Regions from separate parts of the Homo sapiens genome. Here region 1 is linked to region 2. Evidence: chromatin loops called from intact Hi-C (ENCODE). Cell type or tissue: PC-9. All regions are shown on one strand. Links, peaks and the distances in the headings refer to the core of each region. The heading gives the core; the rest is flanking DNA. Region 1 has its middle 640 kb from the start of SPOCK3. Region 2 overlaps TLL1 (tolloid like 1).

What was found. Hi-C counts contacts between places; a loop is a spot of excess contacts. Peaks named below come from ENCODE experiments on the same cell type or tissue, not always from the same donor. Only the 100,000 strongest peaks of a DNase experiment are listed, where the experiment ranks them.
Region 1: a loop joins it to region 2, with 4 times the contacts of the local background. A loop is called at or near these places in 3 of 110 quality-filtered maps.

The regions. Positions count from the first base shown.
Region 1 is chr4:166,591,836-166,597,231 of GRCh38, reverse strand. No RefSeq gene overlaps it. Among named protein-coding and RNA genes, the nearest start is that of SPOCK3, 640 kb to the left of the region's middle. In PC-9, for the core only: a CTCF peak has its summit at 2,700 (motif pointing right); no DNase peak of the experiment used is centred there.
Region 2 is chr4:166,089,108-166,094,503 of GRCh38, reverse strand. It overlaps TLL1 (tolloid like 1), which reads right to left. Exons shown (of 21, transcript NM_012464.5): 19 at 3,163-3,376. Among named protein-coding and RNA genes, the nearest start is that of TLL1, 220 kb to the right of the region's middle. In PC-9, for the core only: a CTCF peak has its summit at 2,376 (motif pointing right); no DNase peak of the experiment used is centred there.

The DNA of each region.
Region 1 (5,396 bases), core at 289-5,288, 500 kb before region 2:
CATTGCATAATAAAATCATGCCTTCCCAACAGTCCCCCAAAGTCTTAACTCATTCCAGCATTAACTAGTTATTAGTCCAAAATCTAATCTGAAAGAAGGCAAATCCCTTCTACTTATGAACCTATAAAATTTTTTAAAAAATGTTGTTTACTTCCAAGGTACAATGGAAGTGTAGGCATTGGATAATCATTTCCATTCCAAAAGAAATCAACCAAATTAAAAGGACTACAGGCCCCGTGCAAGTTCAGAACACAGCAAGGCAGTCATTAAATCTTAAATCTCCAAAATAATCCCTTTGACACCATGTCCCACCTCCAGGGCACATTGGTGCAAGGGGTGGGCTTCTAGTGCCTTGGACAGCTCCACCTTTGCAGCTTTGCAGGTTCCAGCTCCTGGGGCTGTTCTCATAGGCTCAATTTGACCTGTTGCTTTTCCAGGTGCAGGGTGCAAGCTGCTGGTGGTTCTATCATTCTCAAATCTGGAGGATGGTGGGCCCCTTCCCACAGTTCCACTAGGCAGTGCCCCAGTGGGAACTCTCTGTTGGGTATCCAATGCTATATTTCCCCTCTACAATAGGAGGGCTTCTGTGAAGGCTAGCAGGGCTTCTGTGAGGGCTTCACCACTGAAGAAGGCTATGTCTGTCGATTGCTGAAAGTGGGTTTAAAAATCTCCTGCTATTATTGTATTGCAGTCTAATTTCACCTTCAGATCTATTAATGTTTGCTTTATATATTTAGGTGATCTAATATTGGGTGCATTTTTATTTACATTTGTGATATCCCCTTGCTAAACTGACCCCTTTATCAGTATATGATACCTCATCTGTCTTCTTTTAACAGTTTTAAATTTATAGTTTATTTTATCTGAATATAGCTATTCTGCTCTTTTTAAATATCCAGTTTTGTGGAATATCTTTTTCTATCCCATCATTTCATTCTATATGTTTCCTTGAAGGTGAAGTATGCTTTTTTGTTTTTTGTTTTGTTTTGTTTTTTGGTGGTGTTGTTGGCAGCATATAAGTGGGTCTTGTGTTGTTGTTTTTTTTTAACCCATTGCACGATACTATGGCTTTTAATAAGCAAATTTAATCCATTTATGTTTAAAGTAATTATTCATAGGTAAAAATTTATTACTGCCATTTTGTTATTTATGCTGTAGTTTTGCAGATACTTTCCTTACCTCTATCTTTTTTTTGCTTAATTTTTCTTTAGCAGTATGTTTTGATTTCTTGTTTTTATTTTGTGTGTGTAAGATTTTGCTTTGTAGTTACCATGAAACTTAGACAAAACATTGTACAGTTTTAACTCTATAACTATATAAGTTAATAACAATTTAATATTGATTGCAAATAAAACCTTCTACACTTTACTCACTTCCCTCCATTTTGAATTTTTGTTGTCACAATTTACACCTCCTCACATTGCATATTCCTTAAAATTATTGTAATTATTATTACTTTTAACATTTTTATTTTAATCCTCATACTAAAGATACAAACAATTCATATACCACCAACAGAGAATTAAAGGATTCTGACTCTGACTGTGCGCTTACTTTTTCTAGTGGATTTTGTACTTTCAATGTTTTTGTGTTACCCATTAACATTTTTTGTATGTTTTAGCTTGAAGAACTCTCTTAGCATTTCTTGTAAGGTAGGTCTTGTGATAATGAACTCCCTCAGCTTTTATTTATCTGAGAAAGTCTTATCTCTTCTTCATTTCTGAAGGGAGCTTTGCTGGGTGCTATTTTCTTAATTGTCAGTTTTGTTTTGTTTTGTTTTGTTCATTCAGCACCTTGAATATATCATCCTACTGTCTTCTGGCCTGTAAGATTTCTGCTGAGAAATTTGCTGTTAGGTGTGTTGGAACTCCCTTACATATTATTTGTTTCTTTCTCTTGCTACTATCAGAATGCTTTCTTTGTCTTTGATTTTGAAAGTTTGACTACGTTATGTCATGGGGTAGTCTTAATTGAATTGAATCTGAGTGGAGACTCTTGACCTTCCTGTTCTTGGATATTTATATCCTTCTACAGGGTTGGAAAGTTTTTTTTTTTTTTACCATTATTTCTATAAATACACTACTCCCTTTATCTTTCTTTACTCCCTCTTGACACCAATAACTCAAACATTTGCCTTTGTAATTGTGTCCTGTAAGTCCAGTAAGCTTTCTTCACTACTTTTCATTATTTTTTTCTCCTTTCTCCTCTAGCAATATGTTTTCCAATAACCTGTCTTGAGGTCACAGATTCTTTCTGTCTGCTGTTGACGCTCTCTATTTTATTTTTCATTTTGCTCATTGTGTTTTCAGCTCTAGAATTTCTGCTTGTTTTTTTATTATTATTTCAATCTCTTAAATTTCTCTAAATTTCTGATGCATTACTCTATGTTTTATTTAAGTTTGCTGAGTTTTCTTTAAAGAGCTATTTTAATTTCTTTAGAATGCAGTTAATTCATCCCTTTTACTTTATGGTCAGTCACCGGCAGCTTATTTTGTCTGTTTGGTGATATAATAATATTTCCCTGGTTGTTCTTGATCCTTTTAGTTGTGCATCAATATCTATTCATTTAAAGATTATATATTTATTGAAGATTTTGCAGTCTGGCTTTGACTGAGAATGTCCTCAACAGTAAACCTGTCCAGACATTCTGAGCAGGTTGTGATCCCTAAACCCATGACCACTGCAGCTGTTGTAGCACTAGAGGGCACACTAAGTCCAGGATTGCTGCAGCTGGCACCATCCTGACTGAAGCCTTTTGGCTTTAATGGTTGGCACAGTGGCTGGCTAAAATTAACCTGGGGAAGACTCAATGAGAGCTCCTGGGCTGTATTGGGAATCCATCCAGAGATTTAAGCCTGGAAGACCCACTGACCATGTTTTCTGCAGTGTAATGCAGAAAACTGCTGGTGGGTAGTTTTCTTCATTGGCTAACATGCAGAGCAACCACCAAGATCTACATGCTTGTTGCTGTGAGCCCCATCCCTGTTCTTGGTTTCTAACTGACCCCAGATGGTTTAGCTTATTGATATAACCAAGGTTTCCTATGAAATGAATCAGGTGTGAGCCTCCTGTGAAGGATCACAGAAGCTGAATGTTCACTTCCAACTCACTTTTCCCACTATAAAAACTCAAAGTCTGGGGAAATTCTCTCTGTGTGGTGCTATGCTGTCCTGGAGAAGCGGTGACACAGTCAAAGACAGCCATCCCTCTTACCATTTGATCAAGGCTTTTCTTGGTTTTGTGGTCCGAGAGGATATCTCAGCTTCACTTCCAAGTTCTGGTATACTCACAGTAGTATTCTTGTCTGTGGATAGCTACTAGTTGAATTTCTGCGGAGAGGAGTAAAACCAAAGAACTCCTAGTTTGTCATCTTATAGTGTCACCACTTTAATTTTTTAAATTATCATATTGTGACCCAGAAGTTTGGGTAAATGAAAAATAAATGTAAAAGCTCTGCTTGATGTGAAGGCAAAAGTTCAAGAGAATTCTGTTGGATTTTAATCACAGGATTTTAACTGGTAAGCCATTTGTCTGTGATTGTACTGCAACATGCGTTCTATGTTATAGTAAGATACTATTTAAAATTAGTTGACTTTAAATGATGGGAATATTTTCTGGATATAAAAACTGAACAATGAAAGGAATATTGTATGGTACCTATATTGATTTATCCTTTGGGTGGGTCTTCATTACTTATTTCTGCTATTTTATTCTATCCTAATTCATTTTACAAGCATATTTATGTGTAATTTGGAAGTTCTGTCTTTCTGCTATCCATCTGCTAGCCAGTTGTCTAACATAAAATTAGCATGTTCCAAAATGTTAATGACAATAAAGTGATCTAATATGACTTTGCTTCCATAGCTACTAAAAGAACATTTATCCACCCATCTCTATGTGCACATTATAAAATTTAAAAGCTATCTATGAGATCTCTACAAATCTAGTGTTTTGCCACAAGATTTATAATAGTAATGAGTGTAGGATTTTTACATTATCACTGAAAATAGTGTCCAATTTTTATTAAAATTTCCAGTTACTTTAAAGCTTTTGGGTAGTGAGACGTTTCCAGTAAATATTTCCATAAAGCTTTTGGTAACACAGAAGATTATAATGGTATTAAAATCAATATTCCACCTCTGTTAACTAAAGAAAACTCAAAATTTAAAAAAAGGCAAGAAATACTCTAAATTTAACTGAAATATAACTACATAACATTCTAAAATTTATTTTCCGCCATCCACTGGCCTCTTCTCTGGAGCTATAAATATTCAAGTTTTCCCAGTATTAAGCTAAGTATACTAAAGAGAGGAAAAGAAAGAGGAGGGGGGAGGGAGAGAGAAAGAAAAATAGAGAGAAAGAGGAAAAAATAAAGTTACCAACATGTAATTTTACTTGTAAAAATTTCTGTAATTAGAATTTTACTTGTAAAATTTCTGCATTTTCCTTTTTCTTTTTATTAACATTTTAAAGAGTATTTAGACAGAAAATGAGTAACACAAGTCCAGTTGAGACATTCATCAGCAAACGAAAGGGAAATGCATTTAGTAAAGTTATTCTTCAGTTCTAGAAGACAGTCTACTTAGATCCATATAAAAGAACAACTCTCTTCATTGGTTTCATACTTCGTAGATTAATATTTACTAGCTTTTTAATCATATAGTAATAGGAAATTTTTGCTATTTATCGACCATAAAATATTGTTCTGAAGTTTTTGTTTATACTTTAGAAAGAACCAATTAAGTACATTTTCAATAATATGCAAAATATATAAAAAATACTAAATATTTTTATTACTTTGTGTAGTAGTGAAACAATTTTGAGTTTGAGTAAAAATCTTTGTACTTTTACAAGAAGAAAAGTTATACTCTTAGAGCTTTGCAAGTATTCTTTTATATGTGCAAATGAGATTTATATTCAAAAGAGTTTACATTATATTCATAATATGTGGAAATGTTATTGAACAAATTATTTTTTGTATTAAAAATAATTGTATCTTGTCTTTGATTTATAACAGAGGGGAAAAAATGTTAGGATACATTTTACTTGGCAGAAGACCTGCATTTAATTCTCAATTCACACTGTTTGCATCTCTAGCATATTTCTAAGGGCCCATAATTCTATGGTAAATTATTTCCACAAATTGCTTAAATCTTAAAATATAAAGTTATGCTTAATGAAATTATAGTTTAATATTTTATCTCTTTTAAAGAGTTTATTATTCAAGTTCAAAGGGTTTATTACTATGACATCTCGTAATCCTGCAAATCATTAAAAAATGTTTTCTTGGCTTAAATTACAATTTTACGATTTTGATCAATGTAAAGAGCCTAGACACATATTAAATTTAAATTAATAGTCTTTAGAAACCTGTAAAATTTCTATATTAAAAAATA
Region 2 (5,396 bases), core at 339-5,338:
TCACGTGGGTATCTGAATGGCTGTGAATGAAACAGGGAAATAAAATGAGCCTAGTCACTTATATATTTTGAAAAGATTTACTTAATATTTCTATAAAGAAGAATTCAATCTTCACCTAATAAGAATGACAGTTTTATATTCATTTTCTTCCTAATCCAAAAGTTTTACATGAGAAAGTATTACTATAGTAGCAAGTACACTATCTTTGGAGACAATCAGAATTAGAATAAAATCCAGGCTTTGACACTATTTTAGAAACTGCAAATTAATCACCCAGATTTTCACTGTCTTTGTCTGCAAAATGAGGATAATATCTATGTCATACAGTTCTTTTGAGGATTCAAATATCTATGTAAACTATGTGTGTATGCCTAAAATGCCCAGTGCATTCTCTACCATTGGATCACAATACATGACTGTAGGGAAAAGAAAGAGAGATCAGACTATTACTGTGTCTATGTAGAAAGGGAAGACATAAGAAATTCCATTTTGACCTGTACCTTGAACAATTGCTTTGCTGAGATGCTGTTAATTTGTAACTTTGCCCCAGCCACTTTGCCCCAGCCACTTTGCCCCATCTTTGAGCTCACAAAAACATATGTTGTATGGAATCAAGGTTTAAGGGATCTAGGGCTGTGCAGGACGTGCCTTGTTAACAAAATGTTTACAAGCAGTATGCTTGGTAAAAGTCATCGCCATTCTCTAGTCTCGATAAACCAGGGGCACAATGCACTGCGGAAAGCCGCAGGGACCTCTGCCTTGGAAAGCCGGGTATTGTCCAAGGTTTCTCCCCATGTGATAGTCTGAAATATGGCATCGTGGGATGAGAAAGGCCTGACCGTCCCCCAGCCCGACACCTGTAAAGGGTCTGTGCTGAGGTGGATTAGTAAAAGAGGAAAGCCTCTTGCAGTTCAGATAGAGGAAAGCCACTGTCTCCTGCCTGCCCCTGGGAACTGAATGTCTTGATATAAAACCCGATTGTACATTTGTTCAATTCTGAAATAAGAGAAAAACCGCCCTATGGCAGGAGGCGAGACATGTTGGCAGCAATGCTGCTTTGTTATTCTTTACTCCACTGAGATGTTTGGGCGGAGAGAAACATAAATCTGGCCTATGTGCACATCCAGGCATAGTACCTCCCCTTGAACTTAATTGTGACACAGATTCCTTTGCTCACAAGTTTTCTTGCTGACCTTCTCCCTATTATCACCCTGCTCTCCTAGCGCATTCCTCTTGCTGAGATAGTGAAAATAATAATCAATAAAAACTGAGAGAACTCAGAGACCAGTGCCAGTGCAGGTCCTTGGTGTGCTAAGTGCCGGTCTCCTGGGCCCACTATTATTTCTCTATACTTTGTCTCCGTGTCTTATTTCTTTTCTCAGTCTCTCGTCCCACCTGATGAGAAATACCCACAGGTGTGGAGAGGCAGGCCACCCCTTCACATGACCTCTATTAAGATAAAATTAGATCATCTCAATGGAATGTTAATCATAATGCAAACACCGCAAATGGCGTGCACGGGCAGAAGTCATGCAAATTAGGGAGTTATGGAGTTTTACTGCTGTAAGTAACCTTGGGAGTATTATTTTACAGATGAGAAAACTGAGATCTGAAGAAATGATCTTTTCAAAAGTTTCCTGCTAGTTAAGGGTTCACTTGTAGCAGGAACCCAGATGTACCAACACACTGGGACATAATGGAACCTCAGTTATCCCACTTACAAGGGGTAAAAAGAGACAGTATAAAAGTAAGTTTTTATAAAACTAAGAAAAAATACATAATCTTAAAATACTATATCATCAGCTATTTAAACAGTTTTGACAGTATATTTTCACACTACCTTCTTGGAACCTATGATGACGATATTTTCTAAAATCTGATGAACTCTGCGCTATCAGTGAAATATTGATTAAGTAATAGGATTTTATTTTTCCACCCCTTCATTAGGTGACAAGTTATAAGAAAAATATTCAAAGAGTAAATGTCAAATGTGTGGAAAATCTCTCATTAGCCTGACATTTCTCTGGTCCATGTAAGATTTTCCTCATGCCATAATATTTATATTTATATTAATCATAAGAAGCAATTAATTTGCATTATTGATAGAAGACCAATGATTACTATTATTAATCAGATTAGTATCCTGACAATATCTTTATCACAGACTTCAATATAAATCTAATGCTCATAATAAAATATACTAGAATGAAAAATAATGTTGGATAATGGAATAGTTAAAATTATGAATTACAAAATCAAGTGAAAGAATAAAAACAATCTGCAGAAATTCATGACAAAATTTCACTAAAATTATTTCATGGATGAATTTGTATTGTTTTTATACTGTGTTTTCCACCAAGGCAAATTTCTCCCGTGTATCAATCGTTTATGCATCAGCAATGCCACTAGGTGTCAGTATAAGCTAAATGACTAGCTAATATACATTTAACTGATATACTGTCTTAACTGAATGAAAAGGGCACATTCTCTAGATATTTTATGGAACATATAACTAAACTGTCTCCAAACTATAAGTAATGTTACTCTATATTTTTGTCTAAAATTTTTCATATTTTTCTAAATTAAATTCTATTTCTTTAAGATTTCCAGAGCAGTTAGTCGAAATCTGTAAGAGTAAATTAGAGAGTAGGATTAGGCAAAAGATCATGTTGCATACCAAATAAACAAAGGAAAAATAGAGGCTCTGTCAAATAGATCAGTCTTAAACTTATTTATAAAAATATATTAATGTAAAATCTAGCTAATCAGATAGGTTATTAGATAAAACACACATTTTTAATAACAAGCCATAGATTTCTATCTGTTAAATATAACATGTAAATCAAACTGCTAATGTTAATATGAAATACATTGTATAAATATTTAGGTACAGTTCTACTTAAACAAACTGCACTGTTCTACTTAAACAAACTGCACTGATCACAAATCAGACAGAAACTAGGGTTTTCCTAAAACTCAACAACTGCAAAGATCTTTAGGTAGGATGCTGTATGGTTCTGCAAATATTTCACAAAGTGCTTCAGTGAAATTTTATCTGCTATGCTTGGAGATTTATTTACAATCCTATTATTGAACCAAATTCACCAGAAGAAAAACCTGGATCTCAGTCAAAAAAGAGAAGCATGACTTGAATTTGCTGACCTGTAGAATGTGTAGCTTGAAAGCCTTTTCTTTGAACAGATGCATCAGAAACAAACCGAACAAACATTTTATTTCCAGTAGCCACAAGGGGATCTGGTATCTTGTTGCCACACAGTCGTCCAAGAATCGGTGACTTTTCTGTTTCTCCATCAAATACTTCTAAGTGGTCATAAGCACATTCTTGATGCTGCTCAATCTCAAATTCACTAAAGGCCTTTTTTAAAAAGAAGAAATAATTTTTTTAAAAAAAAACAAATCACTCAAAATGAGATAATTTTTGGGACAGAAATACATATCAATAAAATATGTTCAGGGCATACTAATAATTTAACACATTTACAGCATAATTAAGAAAGGTGAAATCAATAAAATATGTAATCTCTAAAAAGACACAATGAGGAAAACAATGTAATAACTTCATATGAAATTCCACTATTTGGCTATTAAAACCAATTCTACTATTGCAATTCAATCTCAGAATTTAAACAGAATATAAAAAATGGTATTTTATTCTGAATTTAATCCAAAGGATTCATCAGAAAATTTCAAACAATCATATTAAAAGATTGGGTCCTTCTGGGTTTGATAATCATAGAACCCGTTGAACATTATCCTACCCTTAGGCACTTAAACTAAACTCAATAAAGTATTATTATATTTTTACAAAACTTAAATGCAACAAATCTTCATAGCATAAATGAAAGGAGAATAATTTTCACTATATATTTGTTTATTTAGCTCTTACAAACCATATCATTAGCAAACACTGATAATACTTAATGCTAGAATATTTTTAATTTACTTTTCATGTAGATGGTACACTTATTTTAATATTGGACATCTTGGAGAGTTTGAATGCTTTGCTCTTATTTATGACATTTAAAAACTATTCTAATTTACCTGTGTTGTAATTTTCATCTGTGTGACTTAGCACATTTAAAATAAAAAATAATTAAATGTATAACACACTACAGATCACAAAGCAAAGTTTAATTGAGATGGACTGAAAATAATATTGTCCAAGCTATTAATAATTACATAAATTACAGGTTATTTGCCATTGCCAAAGGCTCTTTCCTTTCCCCAGAAAAACCATCATACATTGAAGAAATAAAGCCGCCATTCCTACTTAAGTCTATAGAAGAAAACTAAAATATTATAAAGCAAATAAACATGAAAAAGTATGAAATATATTTCAAACTTTGTTAATTTGCTATAATCCCTCCAACAAAATATTGGCACATAAATTTTAATATACTTATTTTCTTTGATACAGTTTTACTGAAGTGATCATAATGTTCAGTCTAATTGAAGACATACAAAACAAAAGAGACTAAAAATTGCTCTGTCTCAGTGTGAATCCACTGTCTATTCCATACCACACTACATCACCCACTATCACTTCTGACTTCGGAGGAGTGAGGAAAGAAATGAAATAAACAATTCATATTAACTAGGGAGTAGAAGAAAGGAATGGAGTTACTTAACGGAAGAAAGAAAAGGGGGAAAAAAAGCTGATCTCTCTTTTGTCTCTTTCCACTGCACTCTACTTAAAAAGTAGAAATAAAAAAAATTATAACCAATAAGCATTAGAGTAATTGTTTGTTATAATCATTATGGATGAAAAGGAAGGCTTACTTCATTTGATCAAAGATACTGGCTAGTACAAAAAGACTGAACATACCACAAAGAATCTCACTGGAAAGAGAAGACAGCGTAGGGAAATACAGTGAACAAGGAGACATCAGTAGAGTCTATTTATCCTGAAGCACAACATGCAAAGCAGGTGATAACTGAAGGAATGTGTCACTTGTTAATCTCTGTAACCCAGTGGAGTACACACATTGCGTAGGATGCAGAAGATTCTGAATAAGTATATGGATGTTTGCATAAACCTGTCAATGTATTTACCCAAAAACCTAGCTGACGTTTATGGCCAACCTCAAGTATGAAAATTCTACAGACAGGGCCTACTAAATCTCATTTTCTGCCTCTCATGAAATAGCAGTCTGCTTCTATTACCATTGTGTACATATATACACTCCTAACATCAGTTTGTAATTGATAGGAAACCACTATGAGAAAATTGGCTTAACCGCACCTAGAGTTCTTTACTAAATATGAAACTAAGCTTCTGAATTATAAATATAATGTTATTTCAAGAGGAAAAACATTGGTTCAGGAAAAGAATATCTGAAAACCACTGCATGTTGAGCAAGTATCTCTTTTGATTG